Regions from separate parts of the Homo sapiens genome. Here region 2 is linked to region 1. A link is a loop called in an ENCODE intact Hi-C map of the cell type or tissue named here. Cell type or tissue: endothelial cell of umbilical vein. All regions are shown on one strand. Links, peaks and the distances in the headings refer to the core of each region. The heading gives the core; the rest is flanking DNA.

Region 1 (4,303 bases), core at 83-4,082:
TGGAGGGGAAGAGAAACATCTCTGCCCATCTACAGTGTATGACTTAGGATGACATCAAAGCTGGAAGTATCTCGTGGCATCAGCCCAGAACGTGGTGTCATGGTGAGGCTGAAACCCTCAGAATGGCCTTATCCTGAAACACTTCTTCCCTCTCACCCTCGCCACATCCCATGTGAAATAAATTTTAATACACATCTATTTTTCTACTCAGAAACCAGGGCCCCCAACATGAAGTCAGCCCCGTAGGAGGCACCATGGCAATGGTCTGTCTTAAATGTCTCACACTTTCACCTTACTACTTCATGTCTCTCACTCACTGGATCCCTCTTGTCACACTCCATTTAGAAAAGGGGACCTTTCAGTTTGCCCCACCAGTTTCTTCAAAACTGAAAGCCCCTTGGGTTGAACAAATTTGAGATCTCCGCAACTGAAGAGATGTCCTTTTCCCTTGTTATGTGGCTTTTTATTTTATTCATTGCTCAAACACCAGGTCTCTGCCATGTTCCTTTCACTGTTCTAGGTTCTTATTTTTTCCACATAAACACACAAAATGCCTGCCAATCTTAACAACATACCAGTTTTTATTATAATGTTAAATGTCAGCATTCCATTGTACAGTGAGTCACTGTCAGGCTTAACACTGAACTGCTCTTTTCGTTTCATGGATATTCCTTCTTTATATATTTTAAGGTAATATTAGCCAGAAAAGCCCCTGACCAGGCCCTTTCAGGACAAATGTCTTTTTTAAAAAATGCATACATAGAAATGGGAGGCAGAAAGTAGTGAAAGAATTGTTGCACCTATGTCTGGCGATGGAATTTTGAAAAGGCAACATTGTCAAATCGGAATGCATGTGGGAGAATGGAGACCCAGCAGGAGAGAGTGTCTGTTTTAAGGAAGGACTGAAGAAACTTAAAAGGTGAGCAGCAGAAGTCATGATAGCTATAATACCAAGTTGGTTATCCCAAAAGACGTTCTTTAAATCAGAAAGATGCCTAATTACCATAGGATAGATGCTTAAGGAATGACTCTGCTTAACCAGAGAGTAAGCTGCAGGAGAGTGCAAGTGCCTCCCCTTTGCTGCAAGTGTTAAAACCTGGGCAAACTTTATTCAGTGCCTAGACACCTCCTGAGTGATGCTGCCTGGAAGGAGTTATACTGGATGTAGTTGAAGAAACTCTCTTCAAAGATAGACATTGAACTAGGTGATATCTAAATTACCCTTCAATCGTAAGATTCTAAATATCCATGCAATTATTCAGTCTTCCGAAAACACAGAACTTTGATTTGCAAACTGTTGGCTAGAAGCTTGTATTTCCAGGAATACTGACATGGGACTGAGCTTTCTGCATCAACCAAAGCAGCTCTTTTATGTTTTTTGCTGTGTATCAGCTGAAAAGAGTCTCCACTAGATTATCAAAGTTTTAATTGACTATAGAATATTAGCTTAGAACAAAGTTGACTTAAACTTCTCCCCTAAGGCATTTTTGTCATGTTATATTTTCAAATCTTTTTATACCAATTGCTGGAAACATTTAGGCTTCTCAACAACTCCAGGTTGTCTGCAGGACTGTCCTGCAGAGAGTCTTACAAGGTGGCATGTAAGTGTATTCACGATCTGATTCCTGCCAATCTCATCTACCCCAAACTTGACCCTGAGCTTCGGCCATAGTGGACTTCTCACAATGTTCGGAAGACACCAGGCTTCCTCAATTCTCTGGGTCTGTATTCATGCATCTTCTATGTGCAGATTTCAGATGTGTCTTAAATACTGGAATGAGTCATTTCCTCCTCTCTAAGCACACAGTATCCTGTACTACCTCCGTTTTGACACTTAATCCACTGCATGTAATTGTTTATTGTCTGTCTGGCACTGCAGTGAGCATTGTTGCTATCTTTGCATTCTTAGGATGAAACACTGCCTGGCATAGTGTTTCTTGGAAGAAGGGGAGGTAGGGAAGGAGAAATAAAATATTTTTTGGCATGACCTTATGGTGTGGGCACTCCCAGATTCCAAATGGCAAACCATTATTGAAGAGCAGCTGAAACACTTACCCCAGTTCAATGTTACCTGTTCTTTCTCGTAAGAATTTCCTGGTCCCCAAAGGTCTGGAGTGGAGCCTACATTTTAATAAGCATCCACCAAAATTCTTGTGGATCAGACAAGTTTGAGAAACCTAGTCCAATTTATTTCTAAAGCTAACTTAAATTTCAGTTCTATATTTTTATTTCTACAGATTTTCTAGCACAGGCAAATATTTTACTGCTTAACACGGCTGTTACACAAGATTATGTATGATTAATTTAATTTTCATTTATAGTTGTTTAATGGATATGAATTTACACAAAAATGTGGGAATTATTTAAGTATGTAATACAACATTCACAACTGAAAAGGTTATGAGAAGAAAGCGGTGGTTTTGTTGTTGTTGTTGTTGTTTTAGTGTATTAGACTTCACCCAGAAAAAGGAGATAAGTGGTGGTGGAGTATCTGGAGATTCCTGGTGAAGAATCAATGAAAAAAGTTGCCTGTGCCTTGAAGAGAATGGAATGCTTTCATATTGAAAAGATTGCTTATTTCACACCACCCTACCTTACCATAACAACCACACCCATTATCACCATCAGCTTGCCAGAATTTGCTCACAAAATGCCTTTTGAATATATATTCAACACTGTTTACCTTCCGGAAGTTTTACCATGAGTCATTCCTTTGAGTTCAAAACACCTTCTCTAAAAATCTTTTTTTTTTTTTTTTAAGATACAAATCAGAGAAGGAAACCACCAACCTTTGTCAGCTATTAACATCTTAGTAAAATTTAACTCATATGTTTCTGACAGGGCTAGTCACAGACTAATAAAGATAGCTGTGTTTATAGAGAAGGGAAGGCCACAGCTGGAGAATGTGAGAGTGCTTGGGGAGAGGACTACCACCTGATCAACTGGGTGCATTATTGTGTAGCTATTTCTACTAGGCCTGTGGCAGAGAAAGGAGTACAGTGAAATTCAAGACAAAAATCTAGTCTCTCACAATATGCAGTGGCAGTGAAAATAAATCAATGTGTGTGCCACATGTACTCACTTCTGTATAGGGTTCTTGACACCAGTCCTGGCCTACAGTTAGGCCTGGGTTGGAATTTTTATAGCTCTGATACTTATTAGATGTCTGTGTGAACTTGAGAAACTAAGCTTCTTTAAATCTCATTTTCTCCCTGGTGATATGAAGGCAATGACAGTAATTAGTTCATAAGCTTTTCACGGGTTTCAAAAGGGATGATGCAAATAAAGTAGTAGGCATGGTGCCTGGCAGAAAGTAGGCACTCAGTAAACTTCAGTTATTGTTGTATTCAGCAGCATGCAGAGTCAAATGAGTGCTTCAGATATTCCGTAGGTGAAGATTGTGTATGCGTGTGTGAGCACCTGTGAGTGTGGTGGGCGGCTGAGAAGGTAGGTGTAGTCAGAAAAACCTAGGCAAAGCTGACTTGGTTGGAATCTTCCTACCTAGAGGAAAGCTGGAGAGGCTGCAGAGGGGGCAGGCATAGAGGGGGCTCCAGTGTGAGAGGAAAAAGTGAGAGCAGAGGAAAAGATCCAGAAAAATAGTGATATGTTGACCACTTGGTGAAAGCAAAGGAGGGGTGGGGCACAAAAAGTGATGAGAATGAGAAGCTAAGATGGAGCCAAATCAGTGTTTGTATCAGGAGGTATTTCGGCTGCAAGTAACAAAATACCTAACTGGGTTCAAACCACAGAGACATTTACAATTCCCAGACAAGGACATCTGCGACTTCGAGGACCCAAGGTTAGTTTGGTGGCTCAACAGCATCACTAAGGACTGAGGCTGTTTCTATCCTTCTCACACTATTCTTCTATTGGCTTCCGTCCTTGTGGTTGCAAGGATGGTCACAGCTCCTGGCATCACTTCCTCATGCAACACTGTTTCACTACTGGAAAATACTACCAAAGTAGCCTATAAATAAGACGAAACTGAATTCATTGCTTACCACAGTAATGTAACCACTACCTTGACAGAGGCATAGTAAATCTAGATGGGGAGGACAAAAGAATAATACTTATGATATATTTCTTTCTTTTTCTTTTTCTTTTTTTTTTTTTTTTTTTGAGATGGAGTCTCACTCTGTCTCCCAGGCTGGAGTGCAGTGGCGTGATCTCGGCTCACTGCAACCTCCGCTCCCGGGTTCACACCATTCTCCTGCCTCAGCCTCCCGAGTAGCTGGGACTACAGGCGCCCGCTACCACGCCTGGCTAATTTTTTTTGTATTTTTAGTAGAGATGGGGTTTCACT
Region 2 (4,303 bases), core at 258-4,257, 82 kb before region 1:
CTCATCTTCAAAAACAGCTCTTTAATTAAACTTCAAGAGTCTGAGACTACAACCCAGGGACTTGCCACATACATACAAAAATGACAAAATGACTCATATGTGAAATGTTCCATTTTGATTAGACTGTGACCTTTGAGAGGCTTTGGAATGGCTCATTGATATCGTATGTAAAATAGCATGGACATTTATATAAAATGTACCTACTGAAAATACTTTAAGGATTTTTTATTGTGGATTAAGGAAACTGACATTGTTAGCATGTTGTAAATGCTGTTGTTTCAATAGTTTGAATGACCTCATTTATTCTTGACAGTTTTGCAAGGAACATGTAAATACGTTCCTTTTATGAGTGCAGTAACTGAGGCTCGGGGGTCACACGTGGTAAATGGCAGTGCTGGGATTCAAAGCCTGTGTTCTTCCACTAACCCCAGGCCTTTGCCATAGTATATTCATTACATGTACCACAAAGCACCACGAAAAAAAAAAATCAGTAATGCAGAAACTGGTACACACTATTATATTCACCCATGCATGAACAAACGTACACACAGCCTTCTCCCTATCTATATAATCTGAAGATCAAAGCATTAGATATAAAATGTTCTCTGTGAGTATGATACTGTTGTTTTAAGAAAAATCCTAAAATAAGAGCTCAGTTTTCCAGCGTGTATTATCCTAACAGGCTTCAAAAGGATCTCAATTCATCTCAATAATTCAGGGCTCCACTGCAGGTATTCTCCTTTGGCTATCCTCTGGGCAAAGGGGAGCACTTCAGTTTAATTTTTACCAAGTCAGCTTTGAAGGATAATTTCAGATTTCAAACAGTCTCTGCTGGGTATATTTATAAGCACTAGGTAATGTGCTCTGGGCAGTACACAGAGCTCATTTTATGCATTACCCCCACCCCAGTCTTCTCCTTTTGCCAAAATTAGAAATCATTTCCCACAAAGTTAGCCCAAATAAGACAAGCAAGCTTTTGAGTAGTGATGAAAGAGGTAATTTTGTTTTGAGTAATAATTTGTCTTACACCAAATACTGCTCTTGCCGATGATTGCATTACAGTACCTAATCTCTTTGATCAAGCATATGTGTATATATAGGTCTGTGGCTGAGTGTGTTTCTCTGAGAACACAAGGAAAAACTTAGAATTGCAAACAGAGGCATGCACAGCTGTTTCCTTCTATTCACTTCCTCAAACTCCCTTTCTAGCCGTTTTGCACTACACTGCCTTGAGCTGGCTTCTCAACTTAGATCCAGATCTCAACTCCAGGCCTCAACAAGTTTAAGTGTGAAGAGGTGTTGTGTTTATTAGCTGTGAATTCGTAGACCAGAATGAACCACAGCAAACCAGACAATGTTCCATGCTTCTGCCTGAGAATAACAAGCAAGTGGCACAACAAGAGATGTTAGGTGACAGAGTAATGCCACAGACATGAAGAAGAAATTGCCTGGCTGTCTCCCTGTAGCCAGTCGTCTATATAGTGCATTGCTCTTCCACTGCTGCCTGTCTACATGCTTGTCAGACCAGGCAAGTGATGTCTTAGAGGAGCTACATTTGATATTTCAGGAGTTTGGATCTTTTCCCAACTGATGCAAATCCTTTACTTAGTTTGATGATCGAGAGGCAGCACTTTTGATTGGAATGTTTCACAGTACGAGTAGTTACTTTAAAGAGCTGATTAATATGTACCTAAAGCTGTCCATTTTCTTTTTTACTTCCTTGCTTCCTCTTTTACATCCTTCTTTACTTCTCTATGCAATTTTCAAGACTACTTATCATTAAAAGCATAAATTACAAAGTAAATTATTGCACTATTATTATCAGTGAACCAATTAACGAAGAAAATTATATTCTTAGTGCTGCTTCATTGGGGAAGATAGGAGAAAATTAAACAGGAGAAAGCTATGTCTGTGGCAAAAATTAATTTTAAAAATAGAGGATGCTCCATCTTTCATATTGAGTAACCTAAACTAACCTTAAAGTGTAAATATTTGTTTAATTAAGAGTCAGAATAGAAAGACAATAGCGGTCCAGTTGAAGTGATTAGCGCACCTCATTTACATCTCACCATGCAGAAAAGGCCAGTGTAACACAGCCCTTTGTTTCTACCTTAACCAATTAATTCACTGAAAATTTGATTCAAGTTAGCCATCTGATACCACATAGACAAAAATAAACAATTAACTAATTGTATTTCACTGCTTTCATTGATTGTGATTTTTTTTTACAAGAGACTTCCCTTTTTTAAAAAACTATCAGGTTATGATTTGCTGAAGATCTTCAGTTCTTCAGAATGTTAGAGCTTTAGATGGTAAAATAGTTGCCGGCAAGACAGTGTTGTACTTGGCAGCTCTCTCCCACCAGATGTTGAGGGAGAATGCTGGCAGGGCTCCACCTCCAGTCCACCCTTGCCCTTTCATTTACCATGCCACTTCTTCCATATTGGCTGCCTTTGTGGTTTTAGTCAATGTTTGGGAAGATATTTTATTCTTGTTACAGGGAAGAAGGAAATAAAATGTGAAAAGAAGACTTATTTTTAGGGTATTTTGAGCCAAGAATTTAGAAATTGAGTTATATTCTCTCTCTCTCTCTGTCTCTCTCTCTCTGCCTTCTATTTCTCATTCTGTCTCCCTGCTTCTCTCCCCTCCCTCTCTCCCTCCCTTCCTCCCTCCCTTCCTTCCTTCCTTCCTTTCTCTGCCTCCCTCCCTCCTTTCTTTCCTTCTTCATTTACAGAAAAGGAACTAATATTTCCTCAACTCCTGTCATATACTAGGTACTTTACATCCATTAAATAATCAGGGATATTACATGTATGTTGCATCATTTAAAAGGTGTAAATATATAGGATAGAAATATTTAGCATCGTGCATTTATATATCCCGCTTTGAGGTTTCAGTTATGAAAGAACTATGGTAATTAAGACTGGACGGGATAAAGCCACATGCTAATGTCAGAAAAAGGTCTTTAACAGATAGCAAAAAAAGAAAATGTGGGTCCTAGAATGTGATTCCTCTAGTGGTATTTGAGTGGGGTTACAAAGTTCCAGTTTAGATTTTAATTGGAGAGGTAGAACTTTGCCTTAAAACAAATTGTTACAGGCAAAACTAATCTAAAGAAGTCAGAATTATAATGACATTTCCAAAAGAATATTGACTAGGAGGAGGCTGAAAGGAGCCATCTGAATGCTGAAATGTAACTGGATCTGGGTAGTGGTTTCATGGGATTTGTGTAAAAATTAATTAATCTGTGATTTGAGTTATGGACGTTTCACTGGATATATTATACCTCTCTTAAAGAAAAAAAAAACTTTAAAAAAGTAGCCTAAGTGCCTTCAGAACATGTATTCTCTCCCCCAGCATATAAATGAAATATATTCAAAATAGCAATTTCAACATGCAAATGTATTTTTAAAGGAGTTTTCATATCCATTCATATTCCAAACTAGACATCCTAAATTAACGACCAATTTGGAAAAATACATATATTACTTTCAGATTAAGGTATAGCCTTAGACATTTTAAATTGGGGACAGTCCTCCCATTGACATTAATAATAGTTTATGAATATCTTCCCTGAAATGTGAGACAAGCTTGAGTAATACAAACTCTTTTTATTGAAACATGTAAGTACAGCTATAAAACCCGATCTGTAGCAGAGACTCATTAAGCTACCGGACTACTCACTGAGGTAACAGGAAACGTTACATACATCAACAGATCATGATGCTTTAAGGATCGCTTGTACAGGCCATTTGGTCAACTTTTCAGACATATTAATATCATTAGTCACATGAACTTTAGCTAATAACTATAATCAGAAAGTGGTAATTAGAAACTTAAAGTAACATATATAATTTAATGTCAACCTATTGTTTATTTCAATCATAATTACCTAGAGATAATATCTTGCTTGAACAACAAAATAATAAACATTTGTTCTGATAATTAGTATTTTCTCCAAAACTTGGGCTGTATAGTCAAACATAATTAGTTCTCACTCATTTCATAAATTATCATATAAGCTAAGAGAGATGATTACTCTTTACAAGTAGTACTACAAATAAATTGTCAGCAGCTTTTCCCTATAGATATTATCCAGGATATCTACTGTATTGGAAAGCCAATTATTAATGTATAAATCTCATTGATTTTGATTTCAGATTTTAGTAACCAGAATTAGACTTGTCTCAATATTTTTGTAGTTTTTATATCTTCTTAGCTTCACTTTGGGAATACAGGTTTTACGAGGATAAAAGGGCATACTTGTTTTTCAAAGCCTGATTTTCTGTTCCCTATGGATTCT

Evidence for each region. A loop is a pair of places that touch in the nucleus more often than their neighbours do. Peaks named below come from ENCODE experiments on the same cell type or tissue, not always from the same donor. Only the 100,000 strongest peaks of a DNase experiment are listed, where the experiment ranks them.
Region 2: a loop joins it to region 1, with 8 times the contacts of the local background. A loop is called at or near these places in 3 of 110 quality-filtered maps.

The regions. Positions count from the first base shown.
Region 1 is chr4:101,018,640-101,022,942 of GRCh38, reverse strand. No RefSeq gene overlaps it. Among named protein-coding and RNA genes, the nearest start is that of LINC01218, 140 kb to the right of the region's middle. In endothelial cell of umbilical vein, for the core only: no CTCF peak of the experiment used is centred there; DNase peaks (open chromatin) are centred at 572, 1,772 and 2,722; H3K27ac peaks cover 2,943 bases.
Region 2 is chr4:101,100,639-101,104,941 of GRCh38, reverse strand. All of the region lies in intron 3 of PPP3CA (protein phosphatase 3 catalytic subunit alpha), which reads left to right. Among named protein-coding and RNA genes, the nearest start is that of MIR8066, 140 kb to the left of the region's middle. In endothelial cell of umbilical vein, for the core only: no CTCF peak of the experiment used is centred there; DNase peaks (open chromatin) are centred at 1,121 and 2,381; H3K27ac peaks cover 1,191 bases.